2 separate regions of the Homo sapiens genome follow, and region 2 is linked to region 1. The links are chromatin loops, found by intact Hi-C in ENCODE. Cell type or tissue: heart right ventricle. All regions are shown on one strand. Links, peaks and the distances in the headings refer to the core of each region. The heading gives the core; the rest is flanking DNA. Region 1 has its middle 18 kb from the start of SULT1E1. Region 2 has its middle 13 kb from the start of AMTN.

Evidence for each region. Peaks named below come from ENCODE experiments on the same cell type or tissue, not always from the same donor. Only the 100,000 strongest peaks of a DNase experiment are listed, where the experiment ranks them.
Region 2: a loop joins it to region 1, with 9 times the contacts of the local background. A loop is called at or near these places in 7 of 110 quality-filtered maps.

What each region holds. Positions count from the first base shown.
Region 1 is chr4:69,876,221-69,879,145 of GRCh38, forward strand. No RefSeq gene overlaps it. Among named protein-coding and RNA genes, the nearest start is that of SULT1E1, 18 kb to the left of the region's middle. In heart right ventricle, for the core only: no CTCF peak of the experiment used is centred there; no DNase peak of the experiment used is centred there.
Region 2 is chr4:70,504,148-70,507,072 of GRCh38, forward strand. No RefSeq gene overlaps it. Among named protein-coding and RNA genes, the nearest start is that of AMTN, 13 kb to the right of the region's middle. In heart right ventricle, for the core only: a CTCF peak has its summit at 1,195 (motif pointing left); no DNase peak of the experiment used is centred there.

The DNA of each region.
Region 1 (2,925 bases), core at 257-2,756:
GGGGAAAGGAGAAAATTTTAACCACAGTTTAGTTAAAAACATTTTTTTCCCACTGGTCAATGAGGTTAAACACTTAGCTAATTATTTACTAGGCAAAGGATGGGAATGTGGAGGGTCTGTTTCTGCCCTTGTCATAGGTAAAGGGAGCCACGCATGAGTCATATCTATGGCTATGGGCAAGGGTATATCTTTGCAGTGATACATCTTCTGGAACACAAAAGGGTGAAGAGATTTACTTAACTTTCACTGTTTTCCAGGAGCACAGGGCTCAGATAAAGTTTACATTATCAGTAATGCTGCAAAATTGTGAATATGCTGAGATGAGAAATCAAATGTTAATCATCTGTTCTCCTGGAAGTTCAAGGTGCCTTCCATAGACTACTGAAAAATACAGGGTAGTAATGAGGACAGACATGATGGCGAGTCTGCCTTGTCTGCTTGTCATGAATTAAGCAAGGCAGGGTAATTATTTCAACTACATTTTTAATATAAAAGATAACAACACTTATCTTCTTTCATTAAATGGAACAGGCAAAATATGAAAATATTAGTAAGCATGCTTTGTAAACTGCAAACCATCACACGTGTTATTTTAGTATGTGCAAAATGAACACTTGCTAAACAAATGAGTGAGCACAGAGGTGTGAGGGGACAAGAAGAGCTCCATGTCCTCTCTTTGCTCCTTGGTTAGGACATACTGCTTCCTCTACCCCATGCTTGCCTCTGTATCTTGCTCAAGTAGGAAAGAACAAGTCAAGCATAACTTGCCAGAGATAATAACTTTGAATTATCTTCTGTCCAGGACTTATTAAAAGCCTGGTTGTAATAAGCAATATTTATGGAGAGTGGTTTGAAGGGAGTAAATTTCATCTGTTCCTCCAGATATTTAAGATGTTATCCTGGGTTAAAGCCAGGCCATCAAAGAGCTATAGAATTAGACTGAACTGTTTTGTCTCCTCATAGAGTAACTTTTACTGAGCCTAGCCTTCAGGGAAGAGTACAGTGAAAGGGTTTAGAGCTCTGATTCTAGACTTAGGGCACACTTGAAGTTGAATCTTAGTTCTGTCACTTAATCGTTGTGACCTTAAGCAATTTATTTAACCTCCTTGAGCACTATCTGTAGATGCAGTTCATATAACTTCCTCATAGATTTTCTGAAAGGCTATGTGAAATTATATATTCAAAAATGTTATCACAACTCCTGTAGATAATAAACTTCTTTCGGGGTTTCTTTCCAGCTAAAAAAGTGATGTTCTGAACGTTACAGACTTAGAAACTCAACAGTCAAGTTTGTAAGAGTGACCCTTTCTTTTTGACCACAGATGACCAAGAAGGAAGTAGACATTCTCTCAATTAAGGCTATCAGATTGGGAATGAGAAATCTGTATCTAGACGTTCAAGTTCAAGATCCTTTTGGGTTGGTCTCTTGAATATGCAAGTCAATGCATTTGGCACCAGAGAAGCCAAATTTTATTTGCAATGTGAATTAAGGAGAAGAGGGAGACAGAGAGAAAAGAGGACTGGATTTGAGAAAAATAGGTTTCTGACAACTTTTCACAAGGGTTTGCAGTTCTTTTCTAAAGCTGCACTTTTGGATCCAAGAACAGCATCAAGGGGAAACTATATGACTAATTTTAGAAGCTATATATTTCTATTACATAAACTTTAATTATTCATCCTTTTCATTTTTAGAATAAAAAGTTTCAAATTGTATCACAATAAAATTAAATGTAAAAGAGAATCCAGGTACCATGGCCCACGCCTCTAGTCCCAGATGCTTGGAAGGCTGAGGCAGGAAGATTGCTTGAACCCAGAAATTCTGGACTATAGTGTGCAGTGATTGTGTATGCAAATAGCCACTACACTCCAGCCTGGGCAACATAGCAAAACTTGTCACTCAAAAAATAAATGTATAAAATGATATACTATAAAGAATCTCCCCATCCTTGTTTTCTATCTATCTGCTCATTCTCATTTTTCACCCCCATTAGATAACCACTATTATTAGGGTTTGTATAACCTTCCTAATATTTTTTAAATGCTTAGTTCCACATAGTTTTTATACAAATAATGCCTGTTTTGTACCTTGCTCTTTAAATATAACAGGTGTTTCTATAGCAACACATATAAAACTTTCTCTCTCTCTTTTTTTTTTCTTTTTCTGAGACAGGATCTCTGACTTTGTTACCCAGGCTGGAATGCAGTGGTGCAATCACTGCTCACTCCATCCTCGACCTTCCAGCTCAAGCTGTCCTCCCACCTTAGCCTCTCATGTAGCTGAGACCACAGGCATGCATCACCACATCTGGCCAATTTTTAAATTTGCAGTAGAGATGAGGTCTCACTAATCAAAGGGGGTGGTCTTAACTCCTGCGATCAAGCAATCCTCCTGTCTGAGCTTCCCAAAGTGCTGGGATTACAGGCATCAGCCACTGTACCCAGCTGTGTTTCCTTATTTCTGAAAGGATTTCTACTGTGATGTATTTACTGGACTTTACTGACTATATTATTTCCTATCTTTTATTAACATAAGCAATGCTGATACTAATAATCTTATAAATGTATTATTCTGCATGTTTGCAAGTGTATCTGTAAGGCAATTTCCCATAATTAGAATTGTTCGCTCAAAATATTTATTAGTTGTAATTTTTCTAGATATTCATGAATTGTCTTTTATAGGAGTTGTAATAAAGTGTTATTATTGTTTAATTTTTTTGACAATTTGTTAGAAAAATGTTACCTAGCATAGTTTTAACTAACATTTATTTTACTGTGAGTGAGGTTGAACAGGTATTCATGTGTTTAAAAGCCATCTGCCTTTCTTTTTCTCTACATTTTTTTTACATTCTTTTTCAGATTTCTCTTTAGTTGTTGTCTTTTCCTGATTGATTTTTTGGAGCTATGTTATGTACTAGAAGCATTACT
Region 2 (2,925 bases), core at 120-2,619, 630 kb after region 1:
TCCATCTCAAAATAGATAAATAAATAAAATATTAATTAATGTAAAATAAAAATAAAATCTTCTAAAAGAATTCACTTAAGCCTCAAATGCAGCATATCTACACTCACAAAAAAAGTACATTTCAAGGGATAACGTGCTTTGTGTTTCCTAAAAGGTATTCCACAGAAGAGTAGTTGCATGAAAATAAATTCTCCAATCAAATAAGTTTGAAGTATCTTAGACAAAACCCATTCATTGATGGTAGGACCTGTGAGAGCCTTGAACATGCCAAGAAGCAATGTGAATCTCCAAGAAGCTTTGCAATATGCAGCCTCTCCCAAACTTATTTGACTATAAACACCTTTTTGGAGGGACCATTAATGGCTAAAAAAGGAAAGATATTACAGTCAATTCAATGCACACTTTCCATAAACTAGCACTCTGACTGGGCACCTGAGCTACATTCCTCACCCACAAGGAGGCTTGGTTCTATATGGAAACATTGAAAAGTCAAATTAAGCAGGCTGTTCTTGTGGCTCTGGGCTTTCAAAGCAAAGAGCAATTTATGATTTAAAGTTCCTAAACAAATCAGGAATCCTAAAATATGCTTGAGTAATCTCCCCTGATTTTTTTTTTTTTTTTTTTGGTAAATTTTCTGGTTTAAACTTTTTGGAGTCAACTCTGTTCACTACCCAGATTCATAGGAATGGAGGTCCTAGAGAAAAGTTAAAGGAGATGGCAGTGCCACACTCGGAAAGAAAATGAGCCACGCCAAACTCCCCTCTCTCCTTCACTAGGTCATATGGAGTGAGTGGCTAAACAGTGCCTGGACATAGCAAGACTCAGTAAATATACAGTTGAATTAACGGATCCAAACATCACATTTACCATAAAGAGTACCTTCTAAATAGGTCTCCTATCGATTTTTTCTTCTTGTTTACACTTCCATTCAGTTAAAAATAAATAGCATAAATTTATAATCAAGGAGTTCCAGAAAATTTGATTTGAAGTAAGTCAGAAACTGTTACAGAATATTGATTAAAAAGATGATCACCTTGCAGCTTCAGCATCTTTTTAATTTGCAAACATGCCTACCACTATTGGATTTTTTCACTTTTTATAGAGAATTCCCATTTTTGGCGAAGACAGATATGACTTCAGAAAAACCACCTCGCCAGTCCCACGGCGTGGCCTTGACAGAGGCACCCTCTGGTGGTGGCCTCGCTGAAGTGCAGACACTGTTCTTGACTGGTGTTTGGTTTACTTGGGTTTGTTTCCTGGCTTGCTTGCTTTATTATTTTATTTGTTTATTTTGTTTGAGAAGCACCGAGTCTCCTTAAAAGGCACAATCTTTAAAAATCTAAACATGTGGAGTTTAAAAGCAACAGCAAACATCACACTGCATCACATCTTCTTAAATTGCTGTGACTCAGGATTACTGCAATCTCATTTTTTTACTAACTGTATTACTAATATATAATAGCACATACAGAGAATACAGAATAATACAGACATGCTAAAAACAGAACAACATTGTCGTCAGCAAAAGACTTAAACAAAATAATAATACATTATGCACACAATTTCTGATGATCAACTACCTTAGAAGTGAAGCTCACTCTTTTAGGCTATAAGCAGCAGGTCACATATCCTTAATCTTCCAAGGCAAACCTGTCAACCCTAGGAACTACCTGAGAGTAAATAGTACTTTACCTTGGCCAGGGACTATGGAAAACAAGGAACAGTAAGTAGCATCCTTACATAATTTCTGTGGACAAATACAACAACTTTGTCAGATAACTTCCAAAATAGTACTTAAAGAACACTTGAATGTTTTACCTATCTTCTCCACTTTATATCAGTGATGAGCATATATTAGCAATAGTACTCATCATTGCTAGTTCGATTTTATTTCTCCATTGAATTATACATGTAGAAGTATACATGTAGAATTATACATATATACTGAATTATATATATATATACACACACACACACACACACACATATATACATATATTTGCTGGCTACAGTTTGAGCCTTGGAAGGAGTAACATTCCATTTAGGGAAAGAACTGCTTCTTTATTTAACTGCTTTTGATTATGCAAAGATAGAATTGATGGGCTATCTGAATATTGCGATATGAGAAAACAAAGGGCAAAATAGCTGTACATATTATGTCAGAAACATTATAATTTCCAGCTAGTAGCATGAATGATAGAGAGAGGGTGGGGATCTCAAGTCAGGTTATATAAGCTGCTCCCAGCCCCATCTGAACTGTGTACATTCTCTAGTGAATTGTTGAGCTCCAGAAATACAGGATTCCCAGGAACAACTGACTGGTGGTGCTAACTGTTCTTAACCCACACGTGCTAAGAAAACGCAACTGTAATCAAGAACTGGAGAACCAAGAAGCTATAAAGGAAGGATGGAGAAAAGCCCTTCATCTTTTGTGAAGAAGTAACCTTTTGTTGCTTAAAGCCACCAACAAAGTGACCTAGTGAACATGTCCTTCCCACAGACACTACTCTACTGTCAGCTTAGCTTTGGGTCTCAGTTCTTAAACAGAAAATTAATATTAAGTATCCACTAGGAGCCAAGCATGGTGCTAAGTGTTCATAGACATACAAACTGTCAACTCTATAAGGTGAAGATGAAAATGCCAATTTATAGATGAAAAACTTAAAGGTTAGCAACGTTCCTTAATTTGCCTGTGACTTTCCAGTCAGTAAATAACAAAGTCGGAAGTGAAGTGTAAACAGGTCTAATTCTAATTACAGTGCTGTTTCCACCACACCAAATGCCTCATTCATTCATTCGATAAATATTTTTCAAGAATTTTCAACCATTATGTGCCAGGCACCAAGACAGTAGTGGAAAAGACTATGCCCTTATTTTCATGAAACTTGCATTCTAGCCAGGAAGGGTGCACAATATGCAAGTAAA